Regions from separate parts of the Homo sapiens genome. Here regions 2 and 3 are each linked to region 1. Evidence: read pairs that join two places in POLR2A ChIA-PET (ENCODE). Cell type or tissue: PC-9. All regions are shown on one strand.

Region 1 (4,000 bases):
AGGGCTATGGGGTGACTCATCTGAGCCCCAAAAGTCCCCAGTGGCTGGCTCCTCCTTCCCACCTGGCTCCTCTGCTGACCCGACCCTCTGCTTCCTAGGTGGTGACCATCGCTATGTGAACAACTACACGAACAGCTTCGGGGGTGAGTGGAGTGCACCGGACACCATGAAGAGATACTCCATGTACCTGACACCCAAAGGTAAGAGGGAGCCCCTCACCCCAGACCTAGTGTCTCTCCTGCTGCCCAGGGGCCCCCAAAGTCCGTGCAGTGACTCTCAGCCAGGTTCCTTCTGAGTGGGGGTGATGGCATGTCCAGTTTGCCTGGGAAAGTCCTGGCATCTACGTGTTGTCCTGATGTGATGATGAACAGGTCTGTGTTAGCTCTCAGAAGTGTCCTGGTTCGAATGAGAAGTTACCTGGTGCCAGCTCCTCAGAGGCATTCCTCCCGGGCCACACAGGCAGCACCTCTTTGCCCTCCTTGCCTTCTCACTTCCAGCCCACACCTCTGCTTCTCTTTCCTTCCGGAGGTCTCCTGGGCTCCCTTCTGCCAGGCCGGTGCTGTGTTTTGCTTTGGCTCAGGTTTTGTAGGGGCTGAGCCCTGTGAGATGGCTGCCGACCCCAGGACCATTCTGCTCCCCTAGGCAGGGAGAGTGGTCCCTCCTCTTCTGAGTTTCCTGGCTCTGCACCCTGGCCCCCTTGGCCCTCCCTCTCAGGCCCTGGACAGTCCCAGCCTGCAAGGTGCCGGCCTAGCACAGACCAGTGCCTGCCTGTCCTTGCCCTGTGGTGGCCTCTCACATTCTTGGGCGCCAGCAACAAACCACAGCAATACCCGTTACATAAGGGTGGGTGTGCCAGCCCTCGGACCATGAGGGTGTGTGCCTGTGCATGTGGGAGAGGGAGGCTGGGGGAGGAGGGAGGCCTGGGTAAGGCACAGGGGCTGGGGAGGGGGAAGCCTCCGGGAGCTAATCAGTAATTCACACACGTCTTTCACACACACACACACACACACACACACACACACTCACACACACAATGGGAGAGGCTTGGGGGATTTGGAGAGATGAGCTCAACAGAAAAGCACCTGTGCCGCCCCACCCAGTTTGAAAACAACCCCTGGGCTTCTTGGTTGTTGGGCTTTCCCTCCTCTGACATTCCTGGTGTGGGCCAGGCCCCAGCCGGCCAGCCTGCCTCCTCCCTGCCTGGGGTGCTGTGCCTTTGGGCAAGTTCTGGGAGTGCCGGCCCCAGCACCCCTCTCCTCAGAACCCCTACCTGGCCTCGCCCTGGCCCTGTCCCTCCTGTCTCTCCCTTCCATCCATGGACCAGGCCCTGGGGTGCCATCGAGTGCCCTGACAGGCTCCTGCGGGTCTCTCCTGCTCTGTAGGAGACTGAGGGCCCAGTGTGAGCCTCCTGCAGGTTGTGGGAGGGGGTGGAGGGAACAGCAGCACCCACTATGATGCCACCCCGAGGGCCTAGGGCCTGGGGCATCTTGGGCAGGCCTCAGTACCTGTATCTGAAGAGAGGGGAGGTTGTGCTCACATGCTGGGAGACTTCCCAGCTCTGCACTGTGAGTCAGTCTATGATGTCTGTGATGGAAGAAACAGGTTCCCCCGGCATCCCTGCCCAAGCACTGTGGGTAGCCTGTGCCGAGGACAGGAGGGACAGGAAATCTGCCCTCTGGGAGCTCCCAGGCTCAGGGTGGAGTTGGGGGGAGAACAGGAAGCAATCACCAAGGAGATGAAAGAAACAAGGCCCCTAAAGGGACTGGGTCCTGAGTCTGGGAGCTTTGAGGTCAGTGGGATTGACAGTGGCTGTGACTCCTTCCCTGGAGGGGTGAATTTCCAGGAACCTGTGCTCAGTAGAGGGAGCATGACTGCGAAGGGCAGAGGGCATCAGGGAACACAGGCACAAAGGCTTACAGGAAGGACTGGCAGGGCCGGAAATGGGGGTGTGGTGTCATCTGAGGGTCAGGTGGGGAAGGACAGAGGTAACAGAGGGCTAGAATACACATGGGGAGCTCATTGTTTTCAGCTGGGTATCGGTGGTGGTATCAGTCCCCACTGCTTCCTCACAAGGCTGTTGTGAGAGCCCAGGTGTGCGGGAAGGAAAGCACTTGTGAAGTGAGGCTCTGATCTCCCGGGAAGCAGCAGCCTGGGTGGGCCCCTGGGAGGTGTTTCTGGCTCATTAGGCCACTTCCAGGAGGCCCCACCCTCACGTGGCTGAGAGCCTACTGCTTCTGCCCTCGTGGTTGCCATGGCCTCTCCAAGTTTATGCTGATGCTCTCTGCACGGTTACTAACAGAGTCCTTCTACTCTCAAAAGCATGCCAATTTGGGTGATAAATTAGTTGATTGACTTATGTCAGACCCAAAGGACTTCTCTCAGTGGTGGAATCCAGGTCCTGTGATGGGCACTTGGGCAACTTTTTGGGGGCAAGGAGTCCTGATGAGACAATTTTCTGCAATGACAGCCCCCTTCATCTGCTTCACAGGTGGGGTCCGGACATCATACCAGCCCTCGTCTCCTGGCCGCTTCACCAAGGAGACCACCCAGAAGAATTTCAACAATCTCTATGGCACCAAAGGTAGGTGGTGGCTCAGCTCAAGGGTGCACAGAGTTCATGTGGGGCTGTGCAGGCAGGAGGGGCATAGAGGTGGGTCCAGGGGCACAGGGCTGGGACCCCAGTGTGAGATGAATGTGGGAAGCTAGGATGGGTGGAGGGTCCAGGCATGGGTAGGGAGGGGTCCTACCTACCGAGCTTAAAGTGTGTGTGTGTGTGTGTGTGTGTGTGTGTGTGTGTGTGTGTGTGTGTACATGTGTGGGGGACACCATTAGTTAGGCTGGAGGAAAAACAGCCAGGAATCTCGGCATCCCTGGAGATCCCTGAGTCTGTGTGCTCTTCTGATCCCTGAGGAAGGATCTGGGGAAAACTGGGTCTGAGCAGCCACCTTGGGCTTAAGTGTGGGGAATGCGCCACCCCCCCCACAAGTATGAGGGCACGAGGACCCAAAGAGAATCTCTACTGATTTGAGTACTTCTGCAGTGAAAAGTCGTACAGTGGTTAGTTGTCAACTTGGCTGTGACTGGAAAGGAAGGCACGGCAGGAAATGGGGCTGGCCCTGGAGCTCCAGGTGGTGAGGCAAGCGAGCAGCACCTTAAGACCCAGATGGGATGAAATGGGTGTGGGGATGTGGCTTCCCCAGGGGAAGCTGCTAAGTTCAGGGTCTCCCTCTGCCCAGTGCTCTGAGGGGACCATTTGCTCAAGGGCAGGGCCATGCATTCAATGAGACCTGGTTCTGGGAGACCCTGGTTCTGTCCTGGGGGCTCCTGGTCACATGCCAGCCATGCACAGGGAGGGAGGGGACTGGGTCAGCCCCCACCCTAGACATAGCACTGGAGGACTCTTCAGTGAGGGCAAGACTCATGGAGACTGGAGGGTCAGGGGCACCAGAGCAATGCCTGGGCCTCTACATCCAGAATTGGATTCACAGCCGTGATCAGCGGCACCCCTCCTCCACATATGCAGTAGACCTTGGGCACCTTGAGGACAGAGCTGTGTCTGTCCTGTTCGCTGCTACAGGCCCAGAGCTCAAAAGTAGGAGGGGGTCAGGAAGCAGTTGTTGAGAGAGAGGCTAAAGGCATGAGTGAACAGGAGGGCAAGGTGTCTGGCCTCGCGGAACCCTGGCTGGACGTGCTTACTGAGGCCTTGCTACAGAAGCTGCCTGGGATCCCTGTGGGAGGGCTTTGCACAGGGGCAGGTGGCCAACCCCAGCCATCTGTGACCCCTGAGCCCAAAAGTCAGCCCCCAGCCCTCCCCACAGGCTGCTAAGGAGTGAGCTTGACTAAGGAGGTCACTGATGCTTCAAGCCTGGCAGGTGGGGGTGTGGTGCTGGAGAAGTGTGCGTCACCCATGGGGACTCTGAGCCCCCCACTCCAGTGCCCTCTGAGTGCCCTGGCAGCTTCTCCCACCCCTTTCCCACTGCCTTCTTCTCCTCTGGACTAT
Region 2 (4,000 bases), 190 kb before region 1:
CAGGACTGTGGCATAGCAATACATGCTACACGGGCGCCACTCCCTTGTTCTGATCCTTCACACCTGGTCTCTAGCCCCGGCCACTTTCCCCTACTCCTACACCCTCCCTTAACCTTGCCACTCTAGAAAGCCTAAAAAGAAGGAAAAGCCAGTTCCTGTCATTCTGCTAGCTGGATATGGGCACCAAATCTTTGAGCTAAATGTGCGAGGAATCTGCTGGAGGGGCAGCAGTCCTGGAGGCCTGGGGCCTTTGGAGACGCGTGGTACCCATGGCGGCTCTGGAGGCTGGGATCTGAGGGAGCCTGGCTAGAGGCTGGCTAGGCCACATCTGTTTCTCCCTCTTCTCTTCCCCAGCCCACACGGGGCTCACAGCTTCCACATACTGGCTCAAAAACATGCTTTTGCTACAAGTTCCAAAAAACGTAGGTGTATAACACGATCACAAGTATCTAAATGTGCATAGAAAAGAAGGAGTAGAAGGAAATGAGGTCAGATGGCATTTGGCGATGGGCGTTTTTTTTCTTTCTACTTCCCTGCACTTAAATTGTTTACAATAAGCATTTATTACATTTATAATTTGAAAAATACAAAATGTACTGCATAGAAAATAGAGAACTTACATACAATCCCCTGACTTTGCTCCCTTTACCTCAACTGGATACGGAGATACACTGTGTTCTGGGACCCTATAGCCCATTCTTTAAATCTCCCAGTGAGAAAAACAAAGGGCCCTAAATAGATGTCAGGGCAAGAAGGGTCAGTGGAGGAGGAGGAGGTTCCTGGAACCTGAGATGGAGGGCAGCTTTGCACTCCAATACCTGGGCGCCTGGAGTGGGATAATGTGTTTTCTGATCGTGTCCCAGAGCAGGTGTGAGGTGCGGAGGGGCTGGTGCCAAGGGGCCTGGGCCGTGTCTGCTCTCCCTACCTGTGTGAGGTAGCCCACCCGTGCCCACCCGAAGGTGCTGCTCACATCTTGAAACCTCTTCTCCAGAGTCAGGCGGATGTTGGTCTCGATGCTGGTCCGTTTCTTTCTCTTCCTACCAAATACTTCACTGAGGCTGGGGTAGGAGCTGGGCGTGCTCACTGAGGGGTCTGACGGAGAGGACTCTGCAGGGACACGAAGGACCAGAGGAAGCTCAGAGAAGGGGATGAGTGGCCGGTGCCTTCATGGATCTGAGGTCCAACAACCCTTCCCGATGGGCTCTGCAGTGGCATTTTCAGGAGCAATCCCCTCCCCCAGCAGGGAGCCCAGAACAGACCAAGAATCCTATTTCTTTTCATTGCTCAGGGCAAAGGCCCTCCGTGGCCCTCCATTGTCCTCCATGGCCTTCTGTGGCCCTCCGTGACCCTCCATGGCCCTCTGTGGCCCCCACAGCAGTGTCTCCAGTGTTTGGGGTCACAGCTGAGGGATGCTCATGCATCGGTGACACATGTGGGTGTAAGGGGGCACTGGCAGGGCTCCTGTGAGTAATGCTCGTGAGGCTGCTGTTTACAGATATGCCTGGATGTGAATACTGAGTGAAATGTGAAATGAGATTTGCAGCCAAAAGCAATGGCACTTGGTGACAGACTGTTGGTGTTGGAGTCATTTTCCTGCCAGTGCAAATGTTTGAGCTAAGGCTGTAGGGGCCATAGGAGGGATATCCCTGAGGAAGGATTCAGGCATCTGATGGAGACTAGGAATGGTCACAGGGCCCTTCCCCAGAGATTCGAAGACCTTCGGATCATTTCGCTCATTTCAGTGCTTCCATAAAGGCTGTCTAAGGGACAGCCTGTAGGGGGAGCTTCCTGCCCCCTCCCATGCTTGCGTGTGGAGGCCCTTCCGTATGAGTAACAGCCCTGGCTGGCTGCCCCACCCTTTTCTCCCTCTCCAGTGTAACCACGAATCCATATGAATCGACTGAATAGAGCCCAGCCCTGGAGACTGGCTCACTCCCTCTCTCTGCCTAGGCCGGCAGTTCTCAACCGGGGGGGACTCTGCATCACCACCACTCCCCCTGGGACATTTGGCAATGTCTGGAGAGATTCTTGGCTGTTTCAACTGGGGGTGGATGCTACTGGCAACTAGTAGGTAGGGACCAGGGATGCTCAAAACATCCTGCAATGCATAGGCCAGTCCCTGGTAACAAGAATGACCTGGCCCAGGATGTCTATAGTGCCAAGGTTGAGAAGCCCCATCCTGTATGCTAGTCCCTGCTGCCAAATGTGAGGTCCCTTGGCTTACACGCTTGATCTCCTGGGTTGCCTCCCGGCCACCACCCCTCACTGAGTCCTCCTGCAAACCCCATTCCTGCTGTCAGGCTTTCCTGACCAGCATGGGTTGCAGTAAGTCCCTGTCTGCTGAAAACCTCCTCAAGAACTACCCAGGGAAAGACCCTGTGTCGTGCCTGTGGTCTCCCCCTCCCAGTGAGACCCTAGAGGCCCCACTGCCCTGTATCCCTGACTAGACTTATTCCAGACAGCAATCTGCATAAGTGTATCTGCTCTGCAGATCCAGACTTTGTTGCTGGCAAGCTGTCCTAAGATCTATGCTGGGTGGGATGGGGTAGGAATGGAATGGGGACAAATCCTGATGGACACAGACCTAAATCCACATCCTTCTGAGGGCTTCTCAGTAGTCGAGCTGACACTTTCATCTACACTTGCCTGTGTCCTGTGTCTTGTTTCTCCATCGGCTCCAGTCTCAGGAGAAGAAGGGGGTGTTAGGTATCAAACTCCCAAAAGCCCCAACACGACAAGTCACTGGCCCTTCCCTGCAGAGCCCTCTAGGGCCCCTGGCATCCGTGTTTGCGAGGCCTACCTGCATCATTCAGCCACTTCTCCAGCAGGGGCTTGAGCTTGCACATGTTCTTGAAGCTCAGGTTGAGGGCCTCAAATCGTGAGATGGTGGTCTGGCTGAAGTCGTTGCCATACAGCTTTCCCATCGCCAGCCCCACATCTCCCTAAGCGTGGGGACCGAGGGGGAGGAACATGAGAGGCAGCCTCCTCCTCTTGTTTGCCCACATCCTGCATGGTCCTAGCATCGATCACACAGCCAGCCTGAATCTTTGAGTGCTCACCCATGCTCGGCTCCTTTCCAAGTCTCCTCCCTCTAAGGTGAAGAATCGGTTTCTTTCTCTCCTTAGACTCTCAGTGGACCACGCCCACGTGCTCAGGAGAGCCAGCCCCTTTTCCACCTCTCATTCTCCTCCACCAGCAACGTCCTCAGTTTCCCTACCAATGGCAACTGTGCCCTATTCTCAGAGAACTCAGGGACATGATGAGGAGACCCCAAACACATCGAGCCTCTGGTCGCTCTTGAAACCTGCACTTGGGAAGCCCAGTCTCCAGCCGCTCGGCTAGACTTCTTCTATCTTTTCCCCTAAAACCAAACCTGTGTGAAGCCCAGCTTAATGCGCCTCTGCTTGAAGGTCTTGGCAAACTTCTCCAGCTCCTCGAGGTCACTGGGCTCATCGGCCCCTCCAGAGCTGGGTAGATGCTTGGGCACTGGGAGATGCTGGGATGCTTCCAGGTGGGGTTCTAAAGAGGATCCTGGCAGCCCAGGGTGCCCAAATGCCTGATAGGAAACACGCCAAGCAGATCCACCACGAAGATCAATAAATAACATTTTCTGATTTTTTTTTTTTTTTTTTTTTTTTTTTTTACTAATAGGCCCACTTAGAGGATGACAGATCCCTGGATACACCCTGGGTACATTGGAGTCTTATATTTTTCCAGTGGCATGGAAGTGGAAATTAAAGTTTCTATAAATGTATAGCAAATAACTGGAATATCTGGGTAGAAACATCAGGAGTGCAGGATAGGGAGGTGGCCTGAGTTTAGCCTGTGACTCACTTTTTGAGTCTTAGCAGGTTACTTCCTCCTTTCAGTTTTCTACCATAAAAGGAGCTAGCAGGGTTGTTTACAAAGATTCCAAAAACAAATCACAGAACTGGACAAAGAAAAGGTTGCTTGCTTTGTTTTTTTGTTTTTTGTTTTTTTCCATAAAGCAGGTAACTGA
Region 3 (4,000 bases), 430 kb before region 1:
TGAGCTGAGATCACGCCACTGCACTCCAGCCTGGGCAACAAGGCAAGACTCTGTCTCAGTGAAAAAAAAAAACAGCCAGGAAACAGGCATCCTTCAGAGCCCCCTTCATACCACAGCTGCCTGGGATGACAAAGCCAGGAAGAGGGGAAACCTGGTCATGCACGAGGTGCTGTGTCCTGGGCCTGCCTGGAGCTAGGTCAAGCCTGCCTGAGGCCAAGCCAGGCCCACACATCAGACAGGCACCGTATGGTCTCAGATTCTCACAGGGAACATATGCCCTGAGCAGAAGTGCCCTCCTGTGCAAGACAGCCCTCTCTACCCTGCAGATTCGGCCCCTTCTGCTGAGCGAGTGTGATGGATTACTTCACCTCTTGGGATTTCAGGGTTTTGTGTGTAAAATGAAGGGGTCTCGGAGCTGGGGTAGGCAGCCCCACAGACAGATGTGCCTCTGCTCTGGGGTGTTTGCTCTGGAACTGTCATACAGGGCACAGAAATCTTCCCTGTCCAAAATCCTCCCAGCTGCCACCAGAGGTCTCTTCCCAAAATGTCAAAAGGATCATGTCGGGCCATTCACTCTCTTAAAACCCAGTGCTTAGAAGAGGAAGTCTGAATCCCTCAGCAAGGCTGTGGGGACCGAGGTGCCTCTGTAGCCTCATCTCCTCCCGCTCCTCCTGCAAGCTGATGGCCAGCTGAGCAAGACACCCTGCACTTCTCTGACCACACCCCTTGTCTCCAGGCCACCATGCCTTTGCTGGGGCCATCCCCTCTGCTTGCAATCCCCTTGCCTCTTTGCCCTACGTCTCCACTTGCACAATCTACTTCGTAAGTGAGCCTCTGCCCACATGGCCCCTGTGCATCCTTGACTACCCCACCCCCAAATCAGAATTCAGGACCCCTCACTAAGCATCCATGGCACTGGGTCCTACTCCTGCTGTACCCAGTACTTATCACGTGTCATGCATGGTGTCTATTTTCATACTTCGAGAGCCCCTGGGTGCCAGGCAGCACAAGGGAGACAGCGTGGGCCTCAGAGTCCAGCAGGCCTGCAATTGATTCGGGCTGAGTCACCTACCAGCGCCAGTAACAGCTGATCACTGTCACACACAGGCTTCAGGCAGGCTGCCCATGCATGCATTCTCCCAGCGTCCTTCACCCTGTGGACAGCAGTTCCCATGTGTGCCCTCCCACAGCCACCCTCTGAGTCACAGGCCGGGCAGCTCCGCCCACCCTGGCAGGTACCCAGCAGCCCTGGGCTGCAGACTCCCCTCATACCCGGCATATTTATCCCGCTAATGAGTTCTTAAAGCTCTAACAGGGCTCTTTCCACTGAGCAGGTTCAGTAACAGATTCTTATAAAAAATAAATTCAGCACATTAAACCCAGATTTCAGCATATTAGTAGACCCATGGGGAGGGGCCTGAATTTACCAAACACTAGGCAGTTGCTGTCTTTTAATTAAAAAATAATGATGACAAGCTCATGTAATGTCTGGTCCCTCCCTAAGAAAGATTTTCTGATTTCCCATGTCAGACGTTTCCATGGAAAAACCAAGTGTTTATGTCAGGACAAAAAAAAAAAATCCCTGAATGTCTGGAAACAAGAAGCCTTCCCTGCTTGGCTCCTCTGGTGCCAACCCCTCAAACACCTTCCTCCCTCCCCTTATCTGACTGCTGCCTTGAAGGTGTCGGTGAGATTTTATGCCTGTGTGAGCATGTGGTCACCGCCGACCAGAGTCTAAAGGAGCCCAGCTCCATCTCACCACGCTATTCACTCATCCCTCTGTACTCCGCTCGTGCAGACACTCGCCCACTGGCTGAGGTCACTGCGTGCTAGGGGCGAGACATCCACAGATGCCCAAGGCAAGGTCTCTGGCCTTTGGGAGCTCAAAATCTAAGATGCCAAGAGCCACGATAGAGGAGTGCCCAGGGTACCCTGGAGGCAGAGAGAAGGGTGAGTGTGTCCAGGACAGGCTCCCAGGAGAGGCACTGTGGAAGGAATGGCCACTGAGCTGGCTCCTGAGGATGAGTGGAGGGAAGAGAGGGAAGGGGACTTCAAGTCGAAGGGACTGTCCACGCAAAGGAACTGAGGCACACAAGACAGGAGAATGTGGAGGAAGCGCTGCCAGAGCCCAAGGGGCAGGGTGCCGGGGAGGTACGTGGAGCTCTGCATGCACGAGGCTTAAGCTGGACAGTCAGGCAATGCCAACCCCCCGACCTTGCTGTTCTTAAGCTGCGCTCAGCCCCAGAACCTGTTGGGATTAGAGAGGAAGCAAAGCCGTATTTGGTTTCTCTAGCAAAATTATGAATCATCATCTTGCATTTCCATTTCATGCCCAGTTCTGGGCCTGAAGTTCCCCACAAATTCCATCCTTACTCCTAGTAGCCACACAGTGGGAGGGGACTTCAGGAGGTGGGCGGAGCATGTGTGACTCAGGAACGGGAGTGACATACTAAATAACTCAAGGCTAATGAGGGAGCTGAGCCAGAAGCATGTCCCAGGTCCTCTCCACATACTGCACGTTCCCTAGACTCCATCCTTCACCTTGGACACACTCTGTGGGGCAAGACTCCCATGGGGATATGCTATGAGCAGCCCTCTCACAGTGCTGGACTCCCATGCGGACTGCATCCCCCTTCCTCTAGGTGGATCTCTAGGGAGAAAGAATCAGGCTGTTGCAGGGGCAGGCACAGAAACCATGTCGCCCTAGCCCAGCAGGTGCAGTCTCCACCACCTAGAAGGACACAGGCAGGCGCGGTCCCTTGAGAAGTCCTTTGCCATTCCAGAGAGAATCTTTCCCAACTGAAAAATGCCCCTGACCACTTTTCCGGACCAGATCTCATTTTGGCCCATCTCCCTCAAGGTGCAGTCCTGAGAACTAACCCAGGACTGCAAGGGAGACTGCAGGAGCAAACCCACAGCAACTGGGGGCGAACCAATTCAACAGGAACAGCAGCACCAACGCTGCAAGGGCTGGTTTGCAAGGAGGGTCCCTGCTGCTAAAATCTCCTGTCTCCTCCACACAGGGGTTCCCCCTTGGAGGATGCAGCCCTACAGAGAACGGCTGTACCTCAGGGCCAACACCTGACCCACCCACAAAGACCACGGATTCTTTGGTCATGGGCCACAGAGACACGAAGGGGAGAAACCGAGGGTACCCAGCCACACCGAGGGGCACCAACCCACAAAGCAGAAGTCAGGAGAGATGTGAAGCCATCTGGTCAGAGCAGGAAGGGTGGAGCCTGGGTGCCACCCTTGGCTCTGTCTGAAAACATGCAGGAAAGCACTCAGTGCACAGCACAGGCCTCCGCAGTTCTCAGTAACTCCTTCTCAGTCTTTATCAAGCCTGAGTTAAAGAACGTCTAGGTGTTGTTATCCAAAGATCCCTAAAACTGGTGCTCCCTACCTGACCATTATAATCAAGATTTCTGGATTCCAGGGCAGGTGAAACTCAATCAACAGTTCTCCTCCCTTTCATTCAAAATCCATTGCCACTGTTGTTTCACACAAGACAGAGGTAGTTAAGAGCCTGGGCCCTAGAGTCAAATGGTGCATATTAAAATCTCATCACTTCTTCGCTGTGTGACCTCTGCCAAGTTACTTAACGTCCCTGAGTCTGTTTTCCTCATACACAAAAGAATGGTTAATAATAATCGTACGTCAAAACACCTCGAATAGTGCTTACTACAATACGGCAATTACTCATTCCATGCCAGTTACTATTGTTATTGATAGTGGGCTACATGGTAGGATTGTTGGCAATTTCCACCCTCTTACATTTGCCTCACTGTATTTTTTAAACTCTCTTCAATGAGCACATATCACTTTATAACAAGAAAAAAATGTATCTTAGGAAAATAACCTTCAATTAAATTCACTTAATATAGTTTCAGCCAAATGAACACCCTTAACGACTAGAGATAAGGCAGTTTTGAGGGAAAGAGCTCCATTTCTGGTTTGACTACATAAGGACGTGTAGTAAGAGATGCACAAAAGGGCTCAA

What was found. ChIA-PET counts read pairs that join two places held together with the same protein. Peaks named below come from ENCODE experiments on the same cell type or tissue, not always from the same donor. Only the 100,000 strongest peaks of a DNase experiment are listed, where the experiment ranks them.
Region 2: POLR2A ChIA-PET joins it to region 1 with 5 read pairs; 3 of 35 experiments call an interaction of 5 or more read pairs at or near these places.
Region 3: POLR2A ChIA-PET joins it to region 1 with 5 read pairs; 1 of 35 experiments calls an interaction of 5 or more read pairs at or near these places.

The regions. Positions count from the first base shown.
Region 1 is chr11:120,119,154-120,123,153 of GRCh38, reverse strand. TRIM29 (tripartite motif containing 29) reads left to right here. Exons shown (of 9, transcript NM_012101.4): 5 at 99-200; 6 at 2,489-2,581. Among named protein-coding and RNA genes, the nearest start is that of TRIM29, 17 kb to the left of the region's middle. In PC-9, no CTCF peak of the experiment used is centred here; DNase peaks (open chromatin) are centred at 1,093 and 1,643; H3K4me3 peaks cover 2,079 bases; H3K27ac peaks cover 3,153 bases.
Region 2 is chr11:120,304,586-120,308,585 of GRCh38, reverse strand. It overlaps POU2F3 (POU class 2 homeobox 3), which reads right to left. Exons shown (of 13, transcript NM_014352.4): 7 at 3,374-3,556; 8 at 2,801-2,942; 9 at 971-1,107. Among named protein-coding and RNA genes, the nearest start is that of TLCD5, 19 kb to the left of the region's middle. RefSeq lists enhancers at 797-966, 864-1,033, 1,306-1,808, 2,373-2,890. In PC-9, CTCF peaks have their summits at 1,530 and 1,730 (motif pointing right); DNase peaks (open chromatin) are centred at 1,855 and 3,855; H3K27ac peaks cover 2,360 bases.
Region 3 is chr11:120,545,174-120,549,173 of GRCh38, reverse strand. The region is part of intron 1 of GRIK4 (glutamate ionotropic receptor kainate type subunit 4); the gene reads right to left. Among named protein-coding and RNA genes, the nearest start is that of GRIK4, 35 kb to the right of the region's middle. RefSeq lists an enhancer at 490-1,235. In PC-9, CTCF peaks have their summits at 490 (motif pointing right) and 689; DNase peaks (open chromatin) are centred at 1,133 and 2,363; H3K27ac peaks cover 590 bases.